Regions from separate parts of the Mus musculus genome. Here regions 1, 2, 3 and 5 are each linked to region 4. Evidence: chromatin loops called from intact Hi-C (ENCODE). Cell type or tissue: heart. All regions are shown on one strand. Links, peaks and the distances in the headings refer to the core of each region. The heading gives the core; the rest is flanking DNA. Region 1 holds the start of Lsm6 (LSM6 homolog, U6 small nuclear RNA and mRNA degradation associated). Region 2 overlaps Zfp827 (zinc finger protein 827). Region 3 holds the start of Mmaa (methylmalonic aciduria (cobalamin deficiency) type A). Region 4 holds the start of Zfp827 (zinc finger protein 827). Region 5 overlaps Zfp827 (zinc finger protein 827).

What was found. Peaks named below come from ENCODE experiments on the same cell type or tissue, not always from the same donor. Only the 100,000 strongest peaks of a DNase experiment are listed, where the experiment ranks them.
Region 1: a loop joins it to region 4, with 4 times the contacts of the local background. A loop is called at or near these places in 11 of 42 quality-filtered maps.
Region 2: it touches region 4 in a loop (6-fold over the local background); 10 of 42 quality-filtered maps call a loop at or near these places.
Region 3: a loop joins it to region 4, with 20 times the contacts of the local background. A loop is called at or near these places in 15 of 42 quality-filtered maps.
Region 5: a loop joins it to region 4, with 2.2 times the contacts of the local background. A loop is called at or near these places in 2 of 42 quality-filtered maps.

Annotation. Positions count from the first base shown.
Region 1 is chr8:78,817,405-78,823,680 of GRCm38, reverse strand. Lsm6 (LSM6 homolog, U6 small nuclear RNA and mRNA degradation associated) reads left to right here and starts at 2,529. Exons shown (of 5, transcript NM_001191004.1): 1 at 2,529-2,633; 2 at 3,596-3,694. In heart, for the core only: no CTCF peak of the experiment used is centred there; a DNase peak (open chromatin) is centred at 2,530; H3K4me3 peaks cover 1,752 bases; H3K27ac peaks cover 2,295 bases.
Region 2 is chr8:79,082,028-79,087,027 of GRCm38, reverse strand. All of the region lies in intron 4 of Zfp827 (zinc finger protein 827), which reads right to left. Among named protein-coding and RNA genes, the nearest start is that of Zfp827, 56 kb to the right of the region's middle. In heart, for the core only: no CTCF peak of the experiment used is centred there; DNase peaks (open chromatin) are centred at 2,857 and 3,447.
Region 3 is chr8:79,291,483-79,297,758 of GRCm38, reverse strand. It overlaps Mmaa (methylmalonic aciduria (cobalamin deficiency) type A), which reads left to right and starts at 2,798. Exons shown (of 7, transcript NM_133823.5): 1 at 2,798-2,845. It overlaps Gm4890 (predicted gene 4890), which reads right to left and starts at 2,681. Exons shown (of 2, transcript NR_045823.1): 1 at 2,252-2,681. In heart, for the core only: a CTCF peak has its summit at 2,938 (motif pointing left); a DNase peak (open chromatin) is centred at 2,808; H3K4me3 peaks cover 2,789 bases; H3K27ac peaks cover 2,784 bases.
Region 4 is chr8:79,026,470-79,032,520 of GRCm38, reverse strand. It overlaps Zfp827 (zinc finger protein 827), which reads right to left and starts at 4,084. Exons shown (of 15, transcript NM_178267.3): 1 at 3,792-4,084. The coding sequence starts at 3,834. In heart, for the core only: CTCF peaks have their summits at 1,395 and 1,991; DNase peaks (open chromatin) are centred at 1,490, 2,760, 2,990, 4,360 and 2 weaker places; H3K4me3 peaks cover 4,354 bases; H3K27ac peaks cover 5,000 bases.
Region 5 is chr8:79,160,250-79,165,249 of GRCm38, reverse strand. All of the region lies in intron 8 of Zfp827 (zinc finger protein 827), which reads right to left. Among named protein-coding and RNA genes, the nearest start is that of Gm30271, 39 kb to the left of the region's middle. In heart, for the core only: no CTCF peak of the experiment used is centred there; a DNase peak (open chromatin) is centred at 2,169; H3K27ac peaks cover 1,026 bases.

The DNA.
Region 1 (6,276 bases), core at 556-5,555, 210 kb after region 4:
GACCCAGCACCCGTTCCTTAACGTTTGCCCAAATGGCTTAAAACTTAACTACAGGACTGGGGAGGGAAACTCAGAGATTCAGAGTGCTTGTGACTCTTCCAGAAGACCAAAGATCTATTCCTAGCACCCCAATCACCTACAACTCCAGCTTGAGGGGACCCATCGCTTTCTTCTTGCACAGGCACCCACATGCAGGTGCACATGTGTAGGGGAAGCAGTTATTCCCATAAAGTAAAAAAAAAATCTTTTAAAATTAAAGATTCAAAACCTAATTCCGCACAAACACCTACGTAGGGATATTTATAACACCCTTTTGGTAACTGCCATAGCTCGGACACAACCAAGCTGACCCTTAGTGAGTGAGTGAAAGCCACTGTGCTGGATCTGAGCAGATTGTTTACTACTCAACACTTAAAGGACACGACTTATGAAGGCCTGGAGGGACCCAAGCCGATCTGAAAAGGCTTGGTCACAGGGTGACAAGTCAGTGACACTATGAAGGACAAAATCACCGTGAAAGGAAAGTAACACGTGACTGGCATGGCCGAGAGGAAGGCTGAAGCCCAGAGGGTGTTCCCTATAATGTTATAAATGAGTATCTTTATGTTATAAATGTGGACACATACATTATGCATGTGCCAAAACCCATACAGAATATATCAGTGTACAACCCTAACCTCTGTATAATAATTCAGGCATATTAATCCAGCACTGAGCTAAGTAAACTGAGCTAAGCTTTTCTGAATTATTTTTATGATGTTAAAAAGTCTCCCTAATAAATTAACGTTATGTGCAGGATTTTAAAGACTGGCTTTTCAACAGGAATCTGGAAGAAGTTTTGCACACATTTTTTTTTCTTGTAAATACGTAAAAGATGCCGGCAAGTGCACACACGGAATGTGGGAAGCTGTCTGGTGTTTTGGTAAAGGCCAGTTCTAAGCTGCTGAGGGGTTTCTCAGGATAACCACAGATTTATACATTTGTTGGTCCAACCAATTGTTGCCTTGTGACTTTATAGACTTGTGCCCTCGAAGACAGTGGCAACTATTCTGCAGATGAACCAGGCCCCCAAAACTCTTCTCACCGCCTGTTCACCAGCCAGACTCGGTGACTGCATCACAGCTCTGTGCTAACGTGAGAGCAGCTATGCTTATATCTATGTCTACCTACCTATTTCATCTCTCTATATAATACGCATATCATAATTACAGTCAGTAAGAAATGTAGTATGTAGCACAATTTGATTTTTCTTTCTTTTTTCTTTTTTTAGACAAGGTCTCAAATAGCCCAGGCTGGTCTCAAACTCATTCTGTAGCTGAGGATGATCTTGAATTTCTGATTTTCCTGCACGCATGCCTGGGTGCTAGGATTACAGGTGTGAGCGCCACTATGCCACTACCGCTGTGGTGCCAGAGATGTTCATGCACACTAGATATGCTACCACTGTGCTAAATCCTCAGCCCCCAATTTGACCTATAAAGCAGTTTTTATTTTAGGGACAAGGCATAGCGTGCTCCTTCTTTGATTTAAATGTGACTTTACCTGTGTTCCTAATTTTATATTTCAAGAGCCTAAAATGCTGTTTGATCAATGTCTGTAATTATTTGGTCTTGACATCAACTGGAATTTTACAGACAGACAGAAGGATGTTCCTGTTCTTTTCCAAATTCCACCCAGTTGTTCACTGTCTGGGGTATCAACCAAAGGCAGGTAGATCACTGTCCAGGATATCAATCAAAGGCACGTAGAAAAGGAGGAATCCACTTTGTGTTTCAGAAAACAATTCTGCATCTTAGATCCTGTAACACTTATCAGGGTTATGTAGCTGTTGTTTGAAGGTATTATAACTTTGTTGAATGTTAAACAACAGAAACAGAATTAAAATTTAAAATATAAATATAAAATATAAGTTAAAATATAAAGAGATCGTGGGGGTAGAAGAAATTGTCTTCCTGTGACTTTTTTTCTTCCATAAATAAAAAGCATGCATTAAGAATTCATGAAGTATCCCTAACCAAGTTCCCATACACTACTTAAATAGTATCTGCATGCAGTTTCCAATTAAACTAATTTGTAACGTTTTCTAATTGATGCCGTTATAATTCAGAGTTGCTTGAATTATTTTTTTGTTTCAGCATTCCCATGGAAACAATCTCTTCATACATTTAATTTATATGCAGAAGTTAGTTTGAGGGTTTGAGGCTTTTAACTTGTATTTGTTTTAAATTATTTAAGGCTATTTCGGGGTGCTCAACAGCCATCGTTTTAACTGTAAGTTTCCGTTTCTTAATATTTTAAGGTTCTTTACTGTAAACACACACACACAAGATCACTTCTAGCTCTTGGTTGGTTGTTTTGCTTTCGTATTCTATTTTCTGGCAAAAGAGAGAATATCAGAATATCGGACCTTTACTTCAAGCCCTGGCTGGGTGCCGACGGTACCATTAAACAAACCCGGTCTTGGAAGCCAGCTCACTAACGCGTTCTGACTGTTTTTGATCCCCGCGGGTCGCCATAGGCAAGGAGGACGCTGATTGGGTGAGATGGGAAAGCCGCTGCCGGGGGCGGTTTCGGTTTTCGGCGCGCGCGTCCGCGGAAGCCCGGCCTGTGAGCGTTCTGGATCCGGCTGCAAGGTGAGCCCGCGGCCTGGGAGGAATGAATGGGTGCGGGCAGGCACTCCGGGTGGGAGCGGCTGGCGTAGGCCGCGGATGGTCCGGGCTGGCGGGGAGCGGCTCGAGCCGGGCCTGCGTCCCAGGAGATGCTCGCTGGTCTGGGCCACGCGGGCTCGCGGTGCCGGGCGCGCTCCCGTGGCGCGCGCGCTTCGCGCCGATTGGGGTGAGCGCCCAGGGTTACGGTGGCGCGCGACTTCGGCGCCCTCCTCCACCCGCGAGCCCTGCGCGACGGAAAGTAAATACAGACGAGCGGAGGAAATGGTCCTTGCTGACGGCCTCGGCACACCAACTCCCTTTCTCTTGTGTGGGCCTGTTTCTGTTTCAGCTAAGACCACCAAGTTTTTTAACCACACACCAGTATTTAGTTTTATACTTACATTAAAATGAGACAAGTTGTGATTTTAAAATTCATTGATCTCGTTTGGGCCCCCTGTTTTATTGTGTGGATCTCATAAATTATTCAGCTGTTTCCCAGGCTGACGTCTTTGGGTGTGAGTTTTTTGCTTCATTTTCGCATCCCGAACGATATCGTGATGCCTTAACTTCTATTCCTCAAATTTTCAATTACTAGCATAGATGGTTCTTGCACATTGCGAGACTGGTTTTTCTTAAAGTGTTAGTAATTTATTTGGCTCTTCAAAACCGTGAAAGGGCCTACTGTGGTTCTAAAGTAGCAAAGCACAGCCTCACTTTGGAATTACTATTGGGAGTTTGAACTTGCAGGCTGTGACTGTGTGTGTGTGTGTGAGAGAGAGAGAGAGAGAGAGAGAGAGAGAGAGAGAGAGATAGAGAGACAGACAGACAGACAGACAGACAGAGACAGACAGAGAGACAGACTGACTGACTGACTGCACATGTTAATCAGATGCTGGAACAGGAAGAGACAGCCAGTACCCATCTAGCCTAACTTCCTTATTTTGCAGATGAGCCTGGGGCCGTGACAGGTGAAATGGTGATGAGTTACGCAAGCTGCACAGATAATTAAGTAGCAGAGATTAGAACTCAGGTTTCCTGCCTCCCAAGTGAGTACCCCTAACGACTGCAGCAGCTCTTCTCTCACTGAAGGGTGGCCTACTAGATAATAGAACTTCTTTAAAGAAAGTTTTGTTTTGTTTTTAACTCCCTGGCTTATTTTCTACTTTTGGATTGAGGGACTGGAAAATAGAAAAGTTACATTTTTGTGTTCAGCACTAGAAATTTATTTATTTTTTTGAAGGTCAACCCTTTCAAGACTTTGACGATTGCTTCCAGCTTCCCCGTGTTGGGATCAGATACTTCTGATAAGTGCTACTGTTATCCCTCCCAGTACCGAAAAGTGCATGGACGTTCAGGTTTCCTCTGTGTTTACATATAAACTGTGCAGTCTTCCTGTGCCCTTCACATCATCTCTAGATTACTCACAACGTGCCATTTAATGTCACTGGTTGCAGTAGAGTATTGCTTAGGGAGTACAGCAAGGGGAAAGTCTGTGTCTGGGTAGCAGAGAGACCGCTGGACAAGTAATTACAGCTTCATTTTACCAGGTGAGGCAAGGTTGGCTGGATCCGTAAACACTTTAAACCCACAGACACAGAGGGGCTTGCCTACTCAGCATCTGGTTCTCACGCCAAGGCTCGCCTTTCCTAAAATCCCGTGGTGTTTAAGCCAGAAAACCGAGAGAGAGGGAACGAGGTGGTGGCTAGGGCTCCCTGGCAGCATTTCTGTCAGCTGACGTGTTGAACCACTCCCACCACTCAGTCCTTCGTTGTAGAGTGCTGTCCTCTGAGCCAGCAGTTCCCACCCCAAGGTCACAGCCCCTTTGGGGGTGTCTGGCGACCCTTCCTCGGGAATTGCATGTGCATATCAGAGATTTACATTACAAATCATAACAGTAGCAATAAAATTAACCTTATGGTTGGGCTCACTATACCATGAGGAACTGTGTTAAGGGCTCACACATTAGGGAGGTTGAGAACCACTGCTGTACACTGTAGAGTCTTGAGGGACATCCCTGACCTCTGTAAACTAGATCCTAGTTACCACTCTCCTGTAGTGACAGTACAGACTGTAGACATTTTCAAATGTCCCCAGGGTGAGGCACAAAAGTCACCTCTGGTTGAGAGCAGCTTGCTTTTAGGAGTTAGCCTAAGTAACCCAATTGTCAGGGCACTCATGGCCAAACCTGGACACCTCGCAAGGGTGACCTCTGACATCATATGCACGCTGGAGCAGCTGCTTCTGCCCCGCCCCACTACATAAGACAAACGAGAAAAACATGCAGTAAGAAGCAAACACTGAGTAAGTGTCAGAAATCTGTATGTGACCAGGCTTCTTCCTAGGCTTGGCTCTGACCACCAAGCATTTCTGTTTTCCTTTCTTTTAGTATTTAATGGTTGTTAGAAAAGAATTGCAGGCTCGTAGCTGTTGAAGTGCGTGCATGATGCTTTAGTAGCCATGCCTGTTTAGTAGCTATGGTTGTAGACGGGTAAGGGAGGGATTGGACTTTCTGATACCATCTTTGAATGCCTCTTCCACACACAGTCTGTTCAGGTGCCAAGACTACTAGAGAAGTGAGATTTTTCTTGTCCTCTTGAATTTTTAAAGTCTCTTTGGAGACTGAGTCTAACATGGCTAATATATATCACTGGGTGAATACAGTTTGATACACACACTGCATGTGCCCTTCCCTTTACTTCATTGTTTAACTATGAAAAAAGTTGCTGTAGAGCAAATATTCTCTTACTAGACCTCTTAGTGGCTTCTCTCAGGAAATAGAGTGCCATGACCATGCACTTATGAAAATAGGTTACTTACACGGGCCTGCATAGGAGGCAGGAGAGGGTGATGCTGCAGCCGTAGACATGAGTGTATCTAATTTTGAAGGAAGAACTTTTGCCAAGGTGACCCTGGCAGAAGGAACTCTTTTTCTTGTGTTTATGGTTCAAGAGTCTTATCTCTTGCTTCAGAAATTGTCAGAACTATTCCTTCTGCCTTATCCAATTTAAAAGATGAAAACTTAAAATTACTTGAGCCAAGTGATGGAAAAAATTGTGGTGTCAAGACCAATTTACTTGTACAAAATGGATTTATGGGCAAGTCATTAAGTAACAGGGTGTACCAAGGAAGCCTAATGAAGACTAATGCAAAGGGTCTGGCTTCCTGTGTGATGAATAAATCGAGTTTGAGTCAACCATACTTGTTCCATATAACTTCAAAAGCATCCTTTCAAACCACCGAGCAGAAAGTACGCTAGAGAACAAATGAGGGGTTTGCGTCCAGCTCCTCCTCTCATGTGGCCTGAAGTCTTCTGAGCAAAGCGCCTATCTTCCTATACAGTGTAGATTGTGGACACACAGGGAAGCAGGAGTCCAGAGCTATTGCTGTGGCTCTGCCACCTAAATAGGAAGCAGAACCAAGAAGATTGCTGCGTAGGGTTTTCCTGTGCCCTCCTACCATGGTATCCAGCTAGCTAATATCGGATAATTGACCCTGGGGAGGCTAACCCAGAAATCTTGGTCTCTCACCCAGGGGCGAAAGTGGCCCTGCACTCCTACAGCCACCTGTCTCCTTTTGCAGGGTAGATTGTACTTTCAAAGCCAGAGACTCAGTGCCCTTGCTAAATAAG
Region 2 (5,000 bases), core at 1-5,000, 55 kb before region 4:
CCAGAGCCAGACTTGAGAGGAGAACTTCATACACATGATTTTCAAACAATGTTCAAGGAACCCTAGGATCTGCTTCATGGGTTCCAATTTATGTCTGTCTCAAACATAATTTCTAGGTTCCTTTTGAATTCATGTAACGTGATTTTAACATGTATATCCTTGCAAGGATTACACCTGAAATGTCTAACCACCAGAGACCACTAAGGTGATGAGCTGCGTTGATGAATCAGTTTGTTTTTGCTAATGCGGTGTCTTCTGCTACCACGGGGCTGTTAGACTTCTAGAAATACCTCATGATAAGGAAGCAGCTTGCTGATCTTGGCAAAACCCTAGACCTGTGAGCCGATGTCGCTGTAAGTCTGTACAGTCACAGTACCACCAGAGCCTGTGGGATTCTCTAAGTCAGCGTCTCAACTTTAGCAGTGTGGATGTCTGGACTGGATCATTGCTAGAGAAGGGGCTGCCATACATGCCACATGCCTAGTCTCTATTGACTAGGTGCCTGTCGCTCCTACCAGTTGTTAAAATAAAAATATTTCTCTAGACATTCCCAGCTGTTCCCTGAGCATACCTGCCTTAAATGAAATGCCAGGGTAGGTTCTAGAGCATGTGCTTGGGTGTGGCCCTCTGAATATGACCAGTAGACAGAACAAGACAGAGATATGCAAAGATACATAAATGTGGCTGGATCTGTCTGGTATGGCTCACACACAGTACACAGCCCAGGGGACAGTGAGTGGTTCTCTAGATTAGTGTTTCTGTCTATGCCAGTGACACTTTGGAACTTAATACCATCCCCATGATGCAGACAAAGAGCCTGAGATCCAAAGAGAGTAAAACCTTCCCTAATACTGGGTCACTAGTTACCAAGGGGCTAATACAGAATCCTGGGCAACTCTGCTGTGGTGACCAGTGTGGGATGATCCTGGCCTGGCACTCCAACTAAGGAGTGAGAGCAGATGTTGAATGCTCGCAAACTCCAAAGGAGAAACTTAGTTACTGCAGCATCTGAATAAGTAATGGGAACCTGTGGCTATAGGACAAGTTGTTAAATATCACTTCCCATTTCCTATAATGGGTTGCACAAAGTTGTTTCTCTTTTTATTGATTTTGGGGATTTTGTTTTTTGTTTGTTTGTGGGATTAAGGCCTCTATATACAGCCCTGGCTGGCCTTAACTGTCCAAATACTGGGATTGCAAGTATGAGCCTTCCTACCTCACAAGGCTTCAGTTAGCAAAACAGATCTAGAAATGTAACACACAATAATATTGCTATGAAGACTATGTTCCACAACACCAAAGTAACTTAAATCTAACTGCTTAGGTTTTAAAATAAATGTAACAAATGTAAACTGGTAAAATAGTTTTTTTTTTTTTTTTAAGTACCACTTCTATGTGCTTTACATAGAGGCTGCATTTAGTAGGTTTCTTGGAAAAAGTGAATTAATTGAACATTTAAAATACAACAAAAAGAAATCCAACAGTGTTTCCATCCCCTTCTTTTACAATAAGAAAACAAGGAGTCAGAAAATGATACGTTTTTAAAAGTCACAGTTGTCAATGACTGAATTAGAATTAAAGCTTAGTTCTAGGGACTGTATCCCGGCTTCTATCAAGCATAGGAATTATGTCCTGTGGGAGGAGGCATGTCTGCACCTATGAACAGACTTTGGACCTGGAATTTTTCAATGATTTAATATGCTTTAGGTGAGAAAAATAAATTGTCTTCTGAAAGCATAAGGCCACAGTTTAATTAAATAACAATGACAGTTGAATGCCACTTTTAAATATTAAACACACTATATGCATATGGAATTCTTAAAACATTAATTAAAATTTTTTAAACCTTGCTCTGTATTCTTAAATTATTTTATAACCAGTATAGCCAAAGTTTTAAAGTCTTATATTTCTCATCAATCTCTGCAGGGATTAATCCTTGGCCCGGATTCTGAATCTACATACCCAAACCAAGTCTTCAAAGATCCCCAGTGACCGTTACAATTACGGACACGGAGCCAATGGATACAGAGAATGGTCAAGGGTAGCAATGGGAAATGGAGTCGCAAGCATGAATAACAAGCTTTTTTCTTCGCAGGCTAACCTACGCTTAACGCCAGCATAAGAAGCTGGGTACAAAGCTGGGTATGAAGGTGGGAATGCTTGTCATCCAGCACTCAGGAGGAATACAGACAAGAGTATCTGAATTCAAGGTCATCTTCAGCTACTCAGAGAATAGGAGGCCAATTTGGGCAACATGAGACCCTCAATAAAACAAAACAAAACAAATCCCACATATAATGAGCAAGAGTAGCCATCTGCAGTAATCGTCTTAACAGACAGGATGTCTCTCTTGTCAACAGCAGGAAGGACTGGGTCCTGGAAAATCACTCAAGCCTTGTGCAAATGTGAAAGCTGTATTTAAAATCCATGCTATTAACATAGTCAAAGAGTGAAATGCCTTAACAAAGAGTACAAGAGAGGAGCCCTACAGGTTGGACCACATCCGTCCTGTGGCCTTTTGGACTGAGACCTACCCCTCGGACATCACCTCTTAACTGCTGCACCTGCCATCTTAGTTAAATTAACAGAGAGACATAGTTTCTAGATCAGGTCCTAAATGATCTCAGTCACTACAGATCACCATGAGTCTAAAGAACTGGGGTTTGTGGCAGGCTTAGAAATGGCCAGTGACTCCTGCCAGAACAGCCCAGCTCCTCCCAAGAGGAAGAGGAAAAAGCAACCTTGGAACTTCACGGTTGAAGTGGCCAGACCCCAGAACAATAGGAGAGAAGGCAAAGGCTGGATATGGCAAGAGTGTGTTCAGGAACCTTCATTTTTCCTGAGAGTAGTGGCGAGCTGGCTACTCGACAGAAAGGGAACTAGCCCGGTTAGGAGCTTGCTAGCCTACCTAGCACAAAGCCCTACTACCACATAACAGGGCGCGGTGGCGCATGCCTGTAATGCCAGCAGTCAGGACTTTAGGCGGGCAATGAGGAGCTCAGCACTGTCCTTGGATATGTGCGATGGCACCTCAACAAAAAAGCCAGCTGAGCATTGGAAAGTTCTGGAATCACCAGCTTTGCTTTGGAGGGCTGGGGCTGGGGAGAGAGAGGGGTGAGATGGCTATGGATGACGTGAAGGCTGCCCAGAAAGAAGGGACTGTGTAGATACATTTCCGAAGAGGCACTGGAAGAAAAGAAGTAACCAGATTAGTGACTAAAAGCACAAGCATTAGAAATGATGCCATGATTTGAAGCCAAGGAAAATAAACAGCGGGGCAGACAGAGGTCAAAAGACAGTTCACTTAACTGAGAAATAAAAATTAGGTAATAGCTAATTAAGTGGTCACAAGCCAAGCCTTTGTAGTCAGCCAGGGCTGACTCGTTGCTCGTGTTTCTTACAGCCAAGCCCTCCCAGTCTCAGCTTTCTCATCTATAGAATAGGTTCAGTGGCACTGCCCCTCTGCTGCTGCGGAGGGTTAAATGAGAAGTTGCACGAAGCGGTTGGCACAGGGCCCGGTTCCCAGAAAATGCTTCTGATTAATGATGCTCTTACAGCAGCAGTGGAAGTTAGTGACAGCCACAACAGGGACAGAAGAAACGGCTTCCATGAGGACAGGAGTGGCTAGGTTTCAGCTTTATGGATACAATAGTCTCTGATAAATTTCCCCAAAGGTCTACGGAGCTAAAACATTATTCTAGGGCTGGCCAGGTGGATCATCAGGTAAAGGCACCTGCCCAGAAACCTGACATCCTGAGTCCAACCCCTGAAACCCTCATGTCAGAAGGAGAGGGAGCAATTGAATCCTGTAAATTGTCCTCTGACCACACACACACACACACACACACACTCACAATAAATAAATAAAATGTATTAAGGTGCTTTGGTTGTTGTTTTATTTTGGTTTTGTTTTGGGTTTGGTTCTTTTGGACCGCCATAGGACCAGATACCCATAGGCAGCACAGAAGGAAGAGAGAGAGAGGTCTGAACTTCAGCAGTGACCATTTTCCACTGTTACAATGTAACGTGTTTGAGATCTCACAGGTGAGGGCCTTCAGGAATGTAAGTTGGCTTTGCTGTTACCACTCTATTTGTGGAAGCCTAAAATAGTAATACACCCTGTATGGCTGGGAGTGTGGCTTCGTGCTAGGGAGGCTGCCTAGCATGCATAAGGCTCAGCAGCACACAAAAAATTAATCAAACTTCCAAAGATTCCTGCTGTACGACAGTCAGAGGGAGGCTCCGTGCTAGAGAAGCTGGCTAATCCTTGGCACATGCCAAGGGCAGAGACAGAGCCAACTTCCTGTATGATTACTTCTTTACCTTGTAATTTGTGATATGGACTCCTCTGGGCAGGGCCTGGATTTCAACTCCAATCTCTACTTATTTAGCTGTGTGAGTGTGAACAAGACCTTCAGCCTCTCTCAGTCTCCTCATCCATGAAATGGAATGACAACAGTACTCTCATGTAAAGTGCTCTTAGGAGGTTCCACGAGCTAAGCACAGCAGAGTCAGCACCGTGGATGCAGATACAACAGCATAAAGCAAGTCCCTGGGAGTCACCGGAGTCACCAGCCACACAAAGTTCAACACCAGCGTGGACAGCTCTAGGCTCGGCTTGCTTGCTTAGCATCCTGCTCAATCCCTGCAGTAGCAATCATTAAATTCAGCCTCTGCCTGCCCCCCCTCTCCCTCCCTTCCTCCCTCCCCCACCTTAAGAATCACCAAGCTCAAAAGAATCCACGGATTCAAACCGACACTCAGACTGTCCACGCACGCACAGTCCTCCTGCAGCTGCTCACACGAGGAATTTAGTCACGTGGCTCCAGAGTGCCAAGGCAGGACTGAACAGAACAGCTAAACCAAATCTCAAAAGCAGACTATCAAGTAGTCCAGTCAGGGAGCCATGCCCCCATGGTGATGTGTGAGTCCCTGACTACCAGCACAGACTCTCAGGGTGGGAATGGCACAAGGCTGGCATTTATATGGAAGAAGGCCCG
Region 3 (6,276 bases), core at 480-5,479, 260 kb before region 4:
GATGCATTCTTTCCCTTCCACAGAAACTAGATGGCATATTTGCACTTCCCATGAAGTGGTTTACAATGCAGTTTCTTAAAATGCTGCACTTCAAAAGTACTGATCAAGTGTCTACTTAAAGGTAACTAATGGTAACTAGCCATTTGATGTGGGCTAATGGAGAGATGAAGTGGGTAAGACAAATATACAGATACGTAGGAAAACAGTCAATTCAAAGAATATAGCAATGGTTGTTGGAGGCAGAGTAATGACCCTTAAGGCCATCACATTCTTATTTGAACGGAGGAGAGGTGTAGCCCTGACTTTGAGTGGAGACTGCTGGGGTGGATTTGAGGCTGTTTGGGACTGTTGCTTCCCCACTCTGGCTTCTCTTTTTTATAGGAGATAGTTTTAACCATCTTATAATTCTGTCTCTTATTCCAATGACTATTTTTGTACTTTGGGAGCAGAGAATTTATTTTCTAGTCACTTAGGTCCAGATGGGAAATAATTTTGCCCTGGATAGAAACCCAGAGTCTCACCCTTATTGAATTTAGAAATTTTACATGATTTAATCTTTTTAGACTTAGATGTTGTAATGCTTTGAAACTATGCAGTTCCTCTGGGAACAAGGACTGAATGAATTTTGCATAAGAACATTATGACTCTTTGGGGGCCAGAGGTGTGGTAGGGAAAGCTTCCCCCAATACAGATTTCCACACTTTCATCACCAGAGCCTGTGAATATATTTTCTTACAAAACGCAAAGGAACGTGGGAGCTATGATTAAGGACCTTGCTATGGTGAGATTATCCTAAGTGGGCCCAATTTTGTTACACCAATCCTAAAAACTAAAGACCTCTTTACTGATGCTACTGCCTTTGAAAGGAGAGGAAAGGGGCTACAGACCAAGGCACCTCAGGGGCTTCTAGAAGCTAGAAAGAACAAACTAACACTCTTCTCTCTGAGATTCTAGAAAGGAATGAAGTCCTCTGACAAGCTGACTTCAGCACAGGGGGTTAGTTGCACCCTGACCTACAGAAAACAGTACATTTCTGTTCTTTTAAATTGCTAAGTTTGTACCAACTTTTATGGCAGTAATAGAAAACAAATAGATGACTGTACTTACTCTGTTCATGCATTACAATAAGAGATTCCCATGTAATTCCCTTGAAGGAAACAAAGGCATATCTGATTAGTATCCATATTCTGACCCTCTGTTGCCTAGCTGATGTGATTTCCAATTCTCTGAGGCTTATAGCACCTGCTCTGGCTCCCTGTTCTTTAAACACATTAAAGATGGAAATAGGTTATATGCAAATATGATGCCATGCTGTAAAGGGACTGAGCATGCCAGCCTCAGGCGTTCCAGGAGCCTGAACAGTATCTGGCAGCTACTCAAATTTGTTGAAATGAAAATTTAAAAAGTCACAACTGACAGATTACAAAGACTCACAAGTCTTATACATACCATGGCAAACAGCGCTGAGCAGTAACCAAAAGATTATATGCATTACGTAAGTTGGTTGGTGAATTCCCAAGCCTTAATATATGGACTTAAATATGATATTTGTAATAACGAGGTCATTTCCAAACCCTTCCCAGTGCTCTTAGACATGGTGCAGCATTTGTTAAGGTCAGATTGTAAGAAAACTACTGTATCATGAATTTTGTATTTCTTCTTTGTAAATGTTTTAATAATTGCTAGGTACAAAGTTTCACTGGTTTTTAATTTTCAAAAATATTTTTATGTATCTACAAGTAGGAATGTGCTCTACATGTGTGCCTGGTGTTCTCAGAGGCCAGAGGAGGGCAGTGATTTCTTTGGAACTGGATGGCTGTGAACCTCCCTGTGGGCACTGGGAACCCAATCTGGCTCCTTTGAAGAGCAGCCAATATGTTCTTACGTTAATGTTAATCTCTGAGCCATAGCTCCAGTCCCAACAACTTTGCTTTTAAACATTTAAAACTTACGGTGGACGAGTTAAAGGAGCACTTACCGCTGCTGTTTAAGCTGCCTGTTTTTAACGTACTATCGTACCTTTCTCTGTCTCCACACACTTTCCTTCTGGACTGCCTGAAATTTGTAGGTCTCATGACTTCAGTAATTTTTTTTTTTTTAAATTAGCTACAGTGTGGCGCGGTGGGGCCCACCTTTAACCCCAGCATTTGTGAGGCAGAGCCAGGTAGTATGTAAACCAGCATGGTTTTAGGGAGTTCCAGGTCGGCCAGAGAGACCTTATCTCAAAAACACAAATAAAAAAATTAATTACCATTCAGCCCCAGTGCAAGGTAGAACCAGGTCAGGTGCTTTCAAGGGAGAGCCTGCCCACGCCTGGCGAACCTCCCCGGGCACTGCTGAGGTGGTGAGCACAGGCCTCTGGATGTGGGGCATAAGAAATATTACTACGAGTGCATCGGTTTTAAAGAAAGTGTGGGCCCCTGAGCCACTCAGAACTGCCATTGTTCGGCCGTGCATTTCGACTGGGGCTGGAGCGGCTACTCCAACAGGTGGCAACGTGCTCTGCAAAGTTTGCCTACGTCGTCCTCAGTGACCCGTCTCACGTTTCCAGGCGCGGAAGGAGTGGGCCTGGGCACCGCGGCCGCTGAGGGTTGGGCCGGGCCAGCCGAAGCCAGGACGCATTCCAGGTGGGGAACGCTGAGCCCAGAGCGGCCCTCACCACCCACTTCCCGCCCAAGCACACCCCGCCACCCGCGCCTGCGCCCGCCGCGGGACAGCCTTCGCTAAGCGACTGCGCCTGCGCGGGGCGTCGCGTTACGCCTGCGTGCCGCCGGCGGCGGAAGGAGCGAGCAGGGCGGGAGCAGTGGGCGGAAGGGGCGGTGCTCTGCTGCGCGGCCTCGCGAGGGTGAGTGTGGGGCCCGGTGCGCGCGGAGGCCAGGAGTCGGGGCCGCGGTGCGTCCTCCGCCCGGGGTCAGCCCCGCTGTCGGGGGCGCCCCCTGGAGGCTCGCGGGGGGCAGCCGAGGAGGATGTGGCTGAGTCGGGGGCGGGGTGGATGTGGTGGGGCCTGCAGGAAGGACTGGAAGGGACTGAGCGCTTTTTCCTTACATAAGAAAGGCGTCGCAGTCGCTGCTGTCAGGTTCTCGTGGGCCGGTTTGTGAGCTCGTCTCGGGCAGCGCGGAAGGAGCCAGGCCCGGAGGCTGTTCAGTGCTAAGGAGCTCCGCCTGCGGAAGGGAGCAGCAGACCCCTCAGAGGGGAAGGAATACAGATTTGCAGGTTATAAAGCAGGGTTCACTGGGAGTCACAAAGCGGTGTCTGGGTTGCCAAACACCGTCGCGACCGCGCCGGTAGCGTTCCACAGAAGACATGCCAACTTCAGATATGTTTCTCATTTGAAAAATGAAGGAGAGCCTAAGAAAAGGGTTTCTTACTGTCGCCTTTCTTAACAGTTCCCTTGCATATATTTTGGAGAACAAAGAAACTATAAAAAGTGGCTAAGCTAGTAGAAAACCAATTTCCAGGAGAAACAAAACGTTTGGAGGGTTATCTACAATGTCTCGAAAGTTCTTTGACGAAGTAAATATATTCAAGGAAATAGTATTTTTATTAGGATGGTTCTTTTAAGGCTTTGTTTCCTATTAGAGACTATAAACATGGAAAGTTATATAATCATGAGGAACGTAAATGGTGATTACAAAATGTGAGGGTGTCATAAGAATATATTTGGAATGGATGGAGCAAGTGAATGGTTGGAATTTGCCCCAGCTGATTGATGTCATGTGGGAAAAGTAGACATTTAGTCTTGCTGTATGTAAGAAAGGTGTTGAACATTGCTTTAAAATCAGTGCTTTAAAATCATTCATTGCCACGGGTCTTCTACAGAGATCTGAGTTTTCTGGAATAAGGAACAAGTATCTATATTTTTATGTGATCCTCCCGTTGGTTTTAATGTGATTGGTGTTGGGTTGAGTTAACAAGCACCCTCTGTGAGCCGGGTATCACCTAAGTTAGTATTCAGAATAATTTGATTTAGAGAAGAAAGATTTCCCCAAAGCCAGGATCATCAGGAGAGGATTTAAGAGAAGAGTGGATTTAAGCAGAGGAGAAATGTTGTAGAAGAGGAAAGATGAGACCAGTTAAATCTGGAATGTGGGAAATTGGGAAAGTAAGTACTAGGTTTGGAAGACCAAGTCTCCTTAGAGGAAGGAGGTCTGAAAGGAGAGTATGAGAAAATTGTGCAGCAGAAACAGACTATTGGACTTGGTTCTAGGGCATCAGTGTCACACAGAAGGCTTAAGAATGCTTGCAGTGGGGGCCCACTCCCCTAGTCAGAATGCCTGGAGTGGGGCCTGAGCGTTCCCTCTCACAGGTACTCCTGGTCTGGTTTGGGAGATCACTGTGCTAGGACGCGGAGGAATTTGAACAGAAGAAGCTAGATTCATGTTCCAAGATGGATCTTACTGAGCAGTCCAAGGGCACTGGAGAAAGAGTGGAGAAGGGCAGTGTTTCTCATTCTTGATCAGCACGAACTTGGCACCAGGTCCTGCCCGAGTGCACAGCCATTATTCACACTTGCTATTCCCCTGGCCTGCTTATATTTGCACAAGAAGAGCCTGAGACCATAAGAGGGCTCAGTTACCAGTGCTAGTCTCACTAATGCTGCAGATTTCCAGAGCAATGAATAACAACATTTAATGGTGAGAGGGTCCCAGCACAAATTGACCTCAGAGTAGAAATTTGGACATGTGACTCTTTCTGGAAATAGTGAAAGATAAAGTAGACAGGAACCTCAGAGAAGCCCTCCCGAGGCAGTGAGTGTGTTCTGTGTTACCCTCACTTATCAGCGACCACCTTAACCACTCTGTAAAACCATTTTAAAACTTGAAAGGGAGAGGTGAAGCTTTGAGCAGGGGTGGAGATGATAAGCAGGCTAGTGGTATCTGACAACATAGTTTCCAAATCAAAATCAGTTACACACCGGGTGATTGTGTGGCCTGTGTGTATTGTACTATATCATAGACACTGATTGGGTTTAAAATGCCTTTTCTTGTCATGGTAATTACTGACATTAAGAATATTCACTTGCTCAGTTCCAAGACAAATATCCCAAGTCAGGCCCTGCTGCTGAGCAAACTCCCAATGCAGAAAAGTGGGTATGGATCAGACTTTTAAAGGAAAAACACACATTTACAAGTGTTCTGCTTTCAAAATATCAATTAGCAGTCAGTGTAATGGAGTTATGGACTAACGTAAAATTATTACATATATTCTTTGATTCTGCGAACGAGCTATAGATACAGAGCACCCATGGTTTATAGTAGACTGCCATCTTAAAAGTTACCACTGTACATTGTGATGAGGGTTGTCAGGCTGGGGGAGTAATCACACTATGGTTCCTGGAGGATGAAGAGGGTTTTGTGAGATAATGAGAAAGAGCATGTCCCACATGGAAAGACTATGGTGACAGCCACTCTGGGAAAGAGCGTAGCTGCCTCTGGAGTCTGTACACACAGAATGGAGACAGCAGGAAAGCAAAGGTTGAGGAGGAGGGGGTGTCAAGAATTCATGGAGGAATATAAGGTATTTATGTCATCACTGCTTGCCTGGATTGTAAACTTGATGCCACCAGGAGTCATTTCTGACCCATATGCCAGTACATTCCAAGGTCTAGCCCAGGGCCCTGCATATGGTAGCTTCTGCATAAGTATTTATTGACTGTGCCATTGCACAGTCATAGAAGAAAACATTTTTATTTTTAAGGTAAGGCAGGGGGAGCCTTGAAGGTAGGTTTGAAGGAGAGTATATGAGCATGAGATGCCTGATAGCGTGGAGGATGAGTAGAGAATGTGTGAGAGGTGGCGTTGGTAGACTGTGGGCTTCCAGACTTCACAGTGTACTCATTGCAGGCTGCGGTAGAAAACCAGAAGAAACAGTGCTCGGGAGGATTATCTATAAAAGGGATACATGTTATCGAGTGACATTTGTGTTTCATGCATTCGTGCATGTGTATTGTAAATATATGTCTTATAGCATACACAGCTTGAAACCTACAACATTAGAGAGATGTGGATAATGGAGAAGAAAGAATAAGTCACTTTTGTGAAAAGTAGATGTGAACTTAAAATGTTATTATCTGTGTAACTCTCTCAGGGGCAGTATGATTAAGTTTTGTTCCTGTAACAAAGCAAAGGTTTATTTTGGTTCAGTTTTGGAGACTGATTCATGGCCAACTGCCCCTGTTGGCCCTGTGGTAGCACAGTGATTGTGGTGGAAGTGTGTGGCAGAGGAGCTACCTGCCTCATGGAGCCAGGAATGAAGGAAAGAAGGGGCTGGGACTCT
Region 4 (6,051 bases), core at 1-5,000:
CAGAACAGAAGGAGCTAGGAAACCCTAGCAGGCAGGAGCCCAGCCTGGGGAATTGCTAGTACTCTGTGCCAGGAGCCAAGGCTCACCCCAGACTTGGTATCAGATAATACCAAGTGCTCGCCTGGATTTCCAGGACTAATCCACTCTAGGGTGGACTATCCAGGTTCCCTGGTGTCTGTACTGTAGGAAGACAGTGGGCTTTGCAGGCCCAGAATGTTCCTAGATAGTATTGTTTAATGTGAGAAGTAGACTCCACTCACAGAAAACATCTGTATGTGGTAACAGTGTGTGCTCTGAAATTCTTTAGCCCCATTGCTGGGAGTGCAAGGGCCAAGATTGCTGGCAGAAATGGAAAGGATTTCAACTGTTCTACAAATTCAAACAGTAAGTTTGTGTGTGTGTGTGTGTGTGTGTGTGTGTGTGTGCGTGCATGCACACTGCACTTCCTAATATTTACAGGTTCTATCAACTCTTAAATCAACACATCAATAGTGGCTTTAATAACTTTTTCATTTACTCAGAAAGGTCCTTTTGCCTTAAAAGCAATTTAAATTTCCCCAGTTTATTCACTAAACCACCTCTTTGCCTCACCTACAAAACAGACCGAGGGTTGGGGGGCAATTTTTAGGTTTGTCTCTGTATAACTTCTTTAAACTCCAAGATGGCTTCTAACAGGCACCTTTAATCCCAAGCCTCAACTGTGTTTTAACCTTGATACAGCATAGTTCTCCCAGGGAGGGAGCCCTTTTCCCAAACACAAAATAGTTCAGTATTGAAAACTAGGCCGTAGGTCTACAACTATACTCTGTATTAAATGGAAATGAACATTCATTTTTACCCAAATCGATATGCCTCATGTCTGTATATCATTCTCAAGTTTCTAGGATCATCACTGGGCTCTTAGCTGGCCCTGGGTTACTATGACTGACTTGGAAAATACACTATTTGCCCAGAAATTGCTCTTAGTCAAAATGTAAATTGCTTATAAAACATGTGTAAACCCCGCTTAGAAAAGGCAGCACACATGCACACATAAAAATTCATTCAATACAAAAAGAGGTGGAAACGCTTTACAAATTAAGGCTTCCCTTAAAAAGAAGGGGGGGGGAGGCTGGACCGTTTACTGTGCTTCCAAAAGTAAATTGCTTCTTACTTAGGGTAAAGTGGCTTAATATGACTGCAAGGGGAGGTGATTTTTTTTTTTTTTTTTGGAGTAGATAGCAGTATTCAATCTGAGAACCAGGAGAGAGCTCACTCTCAAAAAGAAAAAGAAAAAAAAAGAAAAGAAAAACTTCATCAACAGGCAGCAATCCGCGGGAGAGGCCCACCAGACACCGGAGCTAAAATGGAGCCTGAATTTCCTCTCAGACAGAGGGTAGTCGCAGGAGGTCAGGGTCAAGGTCACCGGCAGGGCAGGCTGCAGCTGCCCGACTGCACTGCACACCACGGGAGGGGCGGCGTTCCAGCCGTCTCAGCCGAAACTGATAAATCCCTTCTCTTCTCCCACCCTCCCTCTAACCCCGCCAACATTTTTTTTTAAGCAGGGGGAGAAGAGAAGAAAGGGAAATGACCAAGTAACCTCACCGCCCTGGTTTTCGCATACAAGCTCATCAGCTCCCAAAGTTGCCATCTAAGGGCAAGTTCGCAGAGAACACTGAAGCCCATTTTGTGCGAGCAGGGCAAGCCTCCCGCGGTGGCGCCCGCCCGGGACAGCAGCCCCCCCCCCCCCCCCCGCCTCGCTGCCCACGCGCGTCCGAGCAAGAGGGAAGCCCGGCCCGGCCATGTGCACGCACACTTCCACCAACTGCTGCGAGTTTTCTGTGAATCGCAGCGCGGAGCCTCCCGCCTCGCCCGCCCCGACTGCGCCTCCTTCTCCTCCTCGCACAAAATTTTCCTACACTCGCAGCCGCCTGCGAGTGATTTTATGTGCATATATATTACATATGTGATATTATCCTCAGAACCTCTAGCGGGCAGGCGAAGAAAGGACTGCACGGGGGCATTTTTTTTTTTCCTCCCTAAAGGAAGGGGAAAAAAAGCATAACCCTAGCCCTGTGCGTCGACTCCTTGCATACCGGGAAGGGGGAAGAAAAGAGGAATGTTTGCGGAGCAGACTGCCCGCGCGTGCCCTTGCTCGCCACTCCGGGTGCCACCGCGCCCGCCCGGGCCACAGCAGCCCTGCGGACCCCTCGCGTGGGCACCGCCGCGGAGATTTCGCGAAGGAGAGATCGATCGCGCTCGCCCGTCTGCGGCGGAAACACACACGCTCACACATAACCCGAGACACCATAACCTTAACCCTTCCCCCACCCTCCGTGAACTTCAGGTGACCGACCACGTCGGCCTGACACCCGCGCGGGCAGGCGCTCCGGCTCCGCTCCCGCCCCCAGCCCGGGTTTTGCAGGATCGGGCTCCGAGCAGCGCCAAGCCGCCCCGGAGAGGGGAGCTGAGCAGGGGGGGGGCGGGAGGGGGGAAGAGGAGAAACTGACCCTCCGTCTCCCCCGACCCCTCCCTCCGGCGCCTCCCGCGTCCCCTCCTCCCGCCACCCCGCCCCACGCCTTCTCCCCTGCCCCCTCTCCCCTGCATTCAAGGAGCCCGGCGGCCCCGGGGGGGATATTTTTAGTTGCTTCTTTCTCCTTCACTTTTAGCTTCAGCAGCATCTCGGAACACTCCGAGCGGAGAGCTTGTGGGGGGACGAGGGGGGAGCCCGAGAGGGAGTGGGGGAAAAGTTAAGAGTCTCGCAAAGAAAAGCGGGAGGGCGGCGCGGAGGGACCCGAGGCGCGGGTGGAGGAGGGGACGGGGACCCGGCCGCGCAGCCCGGCGCGAGTCTCCAGTTGGCGTGTGTGGCTAGGGCCAGGAGGGCTGGGATGCACTTTAGTCACGGACTCTGCTCGGGCTGGCGGGGCAGGGGGGTCTGCGAGCCCGCGTCGCCCCGGCTCTGTCTGCTCCGCCTGACCCCGCATTTTATTGCGGCCGGGAGCCCTGCTCCGCCCTCCCCTCGGCTCTGCAGGGACCTCGCGCGCCGCGCGCCGCCCTGGCTGCCTCGCCTCAGCCTCGGCGCGGCTCCCGCACCCCACATCCGCTCGGCTGCCCGGCCTCGCCCCCCGATCGGCCACCCGCGCCCCCCGGCGCCCCCACACCCTCCTCGACCGCCCCTGCCTTCCCCTCCGCCACCGCCTCCACCTCCGCCTCCAGCTCCAGCTGCCCGCGGCTCCGGGGCCGACCCACCCCGGCGCAACCTTTAGCCGGAGACCGACCTCTCCGGTCCCCAGCCCGGCGGGCGGCCGCGCGCCCTCGCCCCGACACCCCCAATCGCCATGTCACGGCCTCGGCCCTGCGCGCGCCCCAACCCCGCACCCTTGTGCACCGGGATCCACACGGAATTTCTTTTTTTTTTCCAAGATTGCAACCTCTCCCACCTCCCCCCACCCGCGACAAAAACCCGGCATCCACACTACTCCCCTCCTCCCTCCTCTCGCCCCCTCCCCCGCAAACCGGAGTGAGGAGGGGGAGGGAAAGGGGGGAAAAGCCCGATCCCAAGGAAAAAAAAGAGGGGGTCGAGAGAAAGAAAGAAAAAGAGAGAGAGAATAGAAAGGGCACGGGGCTGATCATCACCAACATGGCTGCCTCGGCATAGACCTAAACGAGGAGTAACCCGGGCTGTGTCTTTGTCAGTTTCACCTCTGTAACCCTAAACTAATGCAGAAAACAACGGCGGAGGCTGCGGAGGGGAAAGAGGAGAGGGAGGGCGAGAAAATGGCACGAGAGGAGGTGGAGAAGGGATGACTTACGTGAGGGAAGGCGCTTGGGCTGCTCCTGCTTCCTCCTGGGCATTTTCCCCCTTTTCTCACATTCTCCTCCTTGGTTAATGTGAGATCAAATAAACCCCCGTGGGGGCAGACAGGCAGACACTGGCAGGAGCGGGGAGGTAGTTGGGGGGCGGGCAGGGGGAAACCCCTTCTCTCCGGTGTGTGCAATGGGTTGAAGCTTGTTTCCTGGAGCCAGAAGAGGGGTTTTCTTCTTTCCTTTCTTTCTTTCTTTCTTTCTTTTTTTTTCCTTTTTTTTTTTTTTTTTTAATTTTTTGGTCGTGCACCTGGCTTGTCCCCGAGCGTAATATTCTTCAATGGAAACGGATCTAATAGGTGTGAGTGTGTGTGTGTCCTGTGCTCGCGTGTGATGGGAGGTATAAATAAATGAGCGCCGGTGCGGCGGTGTCTATGGCCGCGCGCTGTGTCTCCGAGCCCCTAACACTAATGTCGGGATCAAAGGGCAGCGGCGGCGGCAGCACAGCTCGCAGCTCGCTCTCTCGCTCTCCTCTCGCGCTCTCTCTCTGTCACACACACACACTCACACACACACACAGAGGCACAGACTGAGGGAAAGAGCGAGAGCTAGACACACGCGCGCGCGCATACACACACACACACACACACACACACACACACATACACACACTCAGCAAAGAGGAAGGTGCCCTAAGGCTCTCAGGGCGGACTCAGCCTAGCATTTACAACTGCTCTGTCTGGAAAGCATGGGGGGCGCGCGTGCGGGGGTGGGATGGACTTCTTCGAATTTATCCCGCTAGTCGCCCAATCAAGGGGGGTGGTGGAAAAGTGCCCCCCCCCGCTCTTGAAACATTATTTTACAGATTTTTTTTTAAGGAAATAGGTTGCACTAACCACTTTCTTTTGTGTATTAAACTACGTTTGGTTCTGTATAAAATTCCCCAGGCTTTTGTAACTGAAAGACTGACTCTCTCACCCCATCACCTTGAGTCTGGACGTTACAGACTCTCACATACTCCCTTAAAACAGCCTAATGGAAATAAATCTTTTTTAAAAAAAAAAAAAATGAAAAGATAGCATAGGGTGGGATCAGTGGATGGGTGGCATGGATACCCAATTTTAGAGGGTCCGGTGGAGTTAACACTTGAAAATTCAGCCAAAACTAAAATTACAGGTTCTTGATAAAGAGGGAAAATAAGATTAGGTCACCCCCCGCCCCCCAGGGTTGACTCAACTGCCACGGGTCTATTCCTACAGTGCACACAGTGATCTTGACTTCTGTGATTCACTCCCTGCCTCCCCCCCCACCTCCCCAGAACACAGGTAACTGAGCCTTACCCTGAAGCAATTCTAGTGTGTAGTTTGAGCTCATACAGCAGTCTTCATTAAGCCATATACTTTCATTACTTTAGAAATCACACATCTTGCTTCAAAGAGACACATAAAGAGGGAAAACAGAAAAGGATGCGTCGCCTCACAAAAGGTACTCAGTGAAGGGAACGGGTCTCTCTCTCTCTCTCTGACTGTAAGCCATGTGGATACAAGTTCACTGGGAGGTTGTTAATGATTTAAAACTCCAAAATCTGCTACTATAATTGAAGTAAAAAAAAAAAAAAATTTGGTCTGAAGAAGAGCTGTTTCATAAAACTCTTTGTAAGGGGAAACTTTGAACTTGGTGGAATACATTATATGTCATGAGTCAGAGCTAAAAAATAAAAAGGTGCATTATTTAAACATCTTCCCTTTTGAGGTTTAAAAAATCGACTCATCATCTTATTATGTTAAATATTTTCCTACCAATTTTTTAATAGATGTTTTCATCAGAAGGTGGAGCATAGTGAAGACACAAAAGTTTAAAATGGCATTCCATCAGGTGACATGAGTGACTAATGAGACTTAGAAGTCTCCAGTGGTGTTAAAGAGAGCCACTGGGGTTAGGTTTGGTTACATTTCCTTTAAATGACAATAGCTTTATACTGTTTTCACTAGGAAACTGTAAAGGAGACTGTGTCTCCCAAAAGATGGCTTTCATTAATAGTGAATTCTCAAGATGAACCCCTTCTTGCTGATACCTACCAACATACTTGGCACTCCAAGGTTGCAATGCTATTTGAAGCAGGTTTAAATGCCTTCTGAAACAGTGCAATATCCAAACTGGAACATCAACCTTAAACCAATTCCAAAATACAAAAAAAAAATTGTTTTTAAATGATAGTTAAAATCAGGCATGGTGACCAGTGCCTTTGATCCCAGCACTGGTGAGGCA
Region 5 (5,000 bases), core at 1-5,000, 130 kb before region 4:
AGAAATGTAAATACCCAACAGCCTGGGATATTTTTAAGTAACACATAATCTACAGTTCAAGTCCAAAGCTGCTAAGCCAAATGAGAAGTGCGTATCTTTTTTGAAAAGCATCATCTTCCAATTTCAATTCTCAAATTGAAAAGGAAACCAAATAAAATCGCAAAAAAATCTTTGAGGCAGCTGAGTATGGTAAGGAGTGCCTATAACAATTAGCGGGTATGGGGTACGCACTGAGGAAGTGGAGACATGGGGTCCCTAGGACAAGCTAGCCAGACTCAGAGACTCAGGGAGCACGGGGCTCACAAGAGACCTCAGTAAACAAGTAGAAAGTGATTGAAGAAGATGCCCAGCATCAACCTTTGACTCCCAGACATATACCTGTGCACATGTATGCGCGCTTCCACAGACCTGGGGGACGGGAGTACTGGAAGTTCAACACCAGGCTGGGCTGCTCCTTACACAAAAAATTCAATGCAACCAGTAGTTTGTTTACCAAATAAGACATTAGAAAAATCAAATAATTGGATGCTTTCTCTCTATGAGGAAAACATAATGTATTAATCTTTGACAGGGTTTTTATGTAGCCTATCATGTTCCTGAATTTGCTATGAAACAGATGAGGACTCCCTTGAGCTTCTGAGCCTCCTGCCTCCTCAGTACTGGGTTAAAGGCTACACCATTATGCCTGATCCGTGGTGCTGCAGATGGCATCAGGGCTTCATGCATGCTTGGCAACTTGCCACTATCAACTGGGCTGCACCTCACCTCCCAGATGCAACACACTAGTCAGGCACTCTGCTTGTATTATTCTTACATATTTTAACTACTTTTTGTCTCTATCCTTTCTTCTTTTATATAGATACTAGAGGACAATAAACACTTGTGATCTGAAAAAAAAATCTGGCTGCAGGCAAGAGAGAAAGAGGCATTGATTCATGATATGTAAATGAATGTAAGTGATTTTTCTACAAGTGAGCTGAGAAGTGGCTACCTTTCTGCACTGTAACACAAGTGCTTTACCTTTGGTAACAAAGGTTCAGCGTCCTTTCGAGACTTTATCTCAATAGAACCTCTGTCTCATCTTCTAAGGACTAGGGAGCAATTGGAAAAAGAATATTATTCTCTAGTTCACAGACAATTTATGGGATGTAAAAGCTAATTTCCCAACTGACGTCACATGGTGAAACCACTTATCTAGGACTTCCCATCCCCCAATGCCTGCTTCTCAAGAGGCTGAAGTTCAGATTAATCACACCGCATAGTAAGAGCTGTGCATAGCATATCAGCCTTCAAACTGTTGAGTGCACTATGGGTCATGGACTAACAGGGGACAGGTAACAGCACTATGGTAATCTTATTTTCCAGTTTGGGCATGTGCACATTTGTAACCTTAGTGGCACTTGAACACAGATTTTTGCATCTAATATTAATGCAGAAACTCACAAATACTTGTGGAATTGGATCACTGCCATGTTCTAATTTCAGTGGGAATGTGTGGCTGCTTTTGCAACAGATGCACTTGTTTCTAGGTCCTGTTGGTGACTCCTGGGTTGAGACTGTGAACATTCTAATCTTTACAGGAGACGGTGTCAAGTTAACGTCCTACAGATATCCCATCTCATTTCATACTTTTAAAAGCCACTGTAGAGCCAACACCTGTAAAGGCTAGTGGCAGGGCGCCGTGACTCGTCAGTATCCAACACTTAGTATTGTGTGTACGTGTGTGCTCTTGTGTGTGGGGTGAATATGTGTTCATGTGGGTGTGTGTGCATGCATGGGTGTAGGAGAGAGGTTGATGTCATGTGTTTTCCTTAATCCCACTGCAACTTATTTTTAAATACTGTTCTTATTAATCTCTTAAGTATTTTATTCTATGTATTTTGGTTATGCTCACCCCTCCTCCACATCTTTTTTGAGACAATAGAGTCTCTGGACTGCACGGCTCACAAGCTCTGGGTACCTACCTACCTATCTCTGTCCTGGGGATTTGAACTTGGGTCCTCATGCCGGCACAGCAGGCACTTTACCAACTGAGCCGTCTCCCCAGCCCTAGATCCATGGAGCTGTTAAAGCAATCACATGCGCAGCAGAACAGAACACTAAATGACATCATACCCCAAATGCTAGCCTGGCTCTGGCGAGAAGCCAAGTAACCACGGGTTACACAGCAAGTTTGCAGAGGTGACTTTTTCCAAAGTTCAGGTTTAACTGAAAAGGCCAGAGACGTGATTCAGACTAGATCTGCTAACCACGTGTGCTGCCCGAGGAGGGTGACCTTACAGTCAGCTGCCCACGGAGAGTGACCAGGGCTGCTTCCTGCCTCCTTCCACTGGCTTCTATGCACACAACTCCACCCCTCAGGCACCAGGATACAGACTGAAAGGTCCTTTTAAGCCACTGTTTCTTGCCCAAGGGACCACATGGCTGATCCTAAATCCCACCTGTTCCTTCTAGGCCTGTGTCTTTCCTGCATCATTAGCTCAAAAAGAAAGGATAAGGATGGAGTTTTTCTTCTGTGTGGAGGAAGTGAAACTGTGAAGCCTCTAATGTGTTAGGACTCTCACTCACTCACAAAATGCTCACCATTTGAGCTAGCCTAGATTTTGATCCAAGTCTATCCATATAATGTCCACAATAATGTTGGCAGAAACCGTTGGATCTCTGAGTTTGAGGCCAGCCTGGTCTACAGAGCAAGTTTTAGGATAGCCAGCCAAGAGAAATCCTGTTCTGAAAAACATAAATGAACAAAGAAAAAAGAAGAAAGAGAGAAAACCAACAGGGACCACTATAACAGGTCGCCGTGTTTCTTCCTCATTGGGTTTGAGGTTAAATGGATACGGAGTCATCCTACTAGTTTTTATGTTGTGAATACCAAGAGACATTGAGAAATTGTGGAGAAGGTGGGATGAAATTTTTAGACCTAACCATGATGTGGGGGTGGGGTGACAATCTCTAACAGGTTAATTTTGAGAATACTGCATTAACTTTGGACCTGCTGTGAAAAACTTTTGGAGAAGAAATCCAAGACAAAGTTTGTGGACTGAGGCGTGGCTGTCCACATGAAGCTCACATCCACAACACCGTATGTTCATATATCTGTAGAAAATACATCCTGTCCCCGTTTATCCTGTGTGTTTTGCGGGTAACATACAGATTCACAGCAGTGAAAGGTTAGAAAAGAACACATTTCAGGAGCTTAACCATCTGAATCATCAACACAGGTTTTGCTCTACATGGTATGGACGTGGGTTTGCCACTTTAAAGACCTGCTACACCTAATCAGTTGCTCATGAGAGCGGAGGCCGGACTCCTGACAGGGTAGGTGTCTGGTACGTTCTGTCTAAGTCTGAAACACCAAATGCTGTTTTTCCGTTGCTGTGAGAAAACACCATGAGCGAGGCGACTTACAGAAGCAAGAGTTTGTTTGGGTTCATGGTCCTGAGGGATAAGAATTGTTCGCGGTGGGCAGGCACAGCAGCTGGCATAGATGTGGGACTGGGAAGAGGACTAGGAGAGCTCACATCCTTTTTTATAAGCACAAGACAGAGAACAAGACAGAAGTGGCATGAAGATGAGGCTCTAATGTCAAAGCCCATCCCCAGCGACATCCCTTCTAGTAAGGCTGCACCCTTAACTTCCCCAAACACTGCCACCAACTGGAAACCTCTACTAGCCTCTGGGGGACAGTCCCATCAAAACCACAACACACCACAGGAACTAAGAGTCTGACTACCATTTGTACATCTTCAAAATAGCATCTCTCTCTCTCTCTCTTTTTTTCTCTAGGAACTTTTCAATGTCTTCGCTAAGGAATGAAGAGAGAATGACCTTGGCTGGTGAGATGAGTCAGGGGATCATGGCTGTCAAGCCTGGCAGTGTGAGTGATGACCCCTGGGACCCACATGATGGAAGAGAGAAGTGAGGCTCACAACGGCCTCTCACCTCCACATGCATGCTGTGGCATGGATGCATCACTCCCCAAAATAAGAAGTAAATCTAGAGCGAAGGACAGAGACAGAGACAGAGACAGGCATCAATTAACTCTACAGAACTTTGCTGGATCAGGCCAGCAATTGCTGGCATTTGGTCAGAAACAGACAAATATGAGGCCAGTCATTTGAAATGGTCAAAGCAGCTGTCACCACTGGCAGTCCCTTCATGTCTACCCATGTGGTTCTGAGGTAAGAGGCTGGCGTTCACAGGGTGGGTCACCAGCACAATTCCCCACCCAGTACAATTCAGCATTAGCTTCAGTTCAGAGCAGATCTCCAGTTTCCGTACTTTAGTGGGGGTTGGATGGGTCATAGCAGCCGCCACACAAAAGTAATCCAAAGCAACAACAATATATACTTGAGACTCAAAAAACAAAACAAAAACAAATGAAATTAATAGACAATCATATGCTTAGTACGTTAAATGCTGACCTGAGCTGATATAAAATGCACTAGCCAGGGGACATAAGTCACCCCACAGTAACTCTGACTCTGCTTGGTCCAGCTCACTACGGTAGGCATTGCTTGAGTACATCCTGAGTTACCTCACTATTGCTCACCCACCCCCCAGCTTTATCATTAGTAGAAATGTACACACTTGAGGGTCCAGGCAGGGTCTGCTGCTCAGGTTAACCCAACAGTGAAATAACAAGCCTGTGTAGACACTGTCATAGCCTATGAACTCTACCCTGGCTGAAGGCCAGCTGGAATTATTAATCAGGCTTTGAGTTCCTGACCTTGAATTAATCCAAACAAGCTATTTCCTCCTGAGGCAAAGCTAGAGGCCCTCTGACACCCTGGCGTTTCTAGTAAAGGAGCCCTTGAGTTTCAGCTTAGCCCACGGCTGTGACCGTGGCCTGTCAGCATCTCTGTGAGCCAATCATGGCCAAGTAACCATGCTCTAGGCAACTGGACTGCCGCAAGTTGTATGTGTAATGTCTAGGTCAAGGCTTCTTAAATTGAGTCATGCCCTGTTATGGGGTAGGGTAGCTGAATGATGGGGGCTGC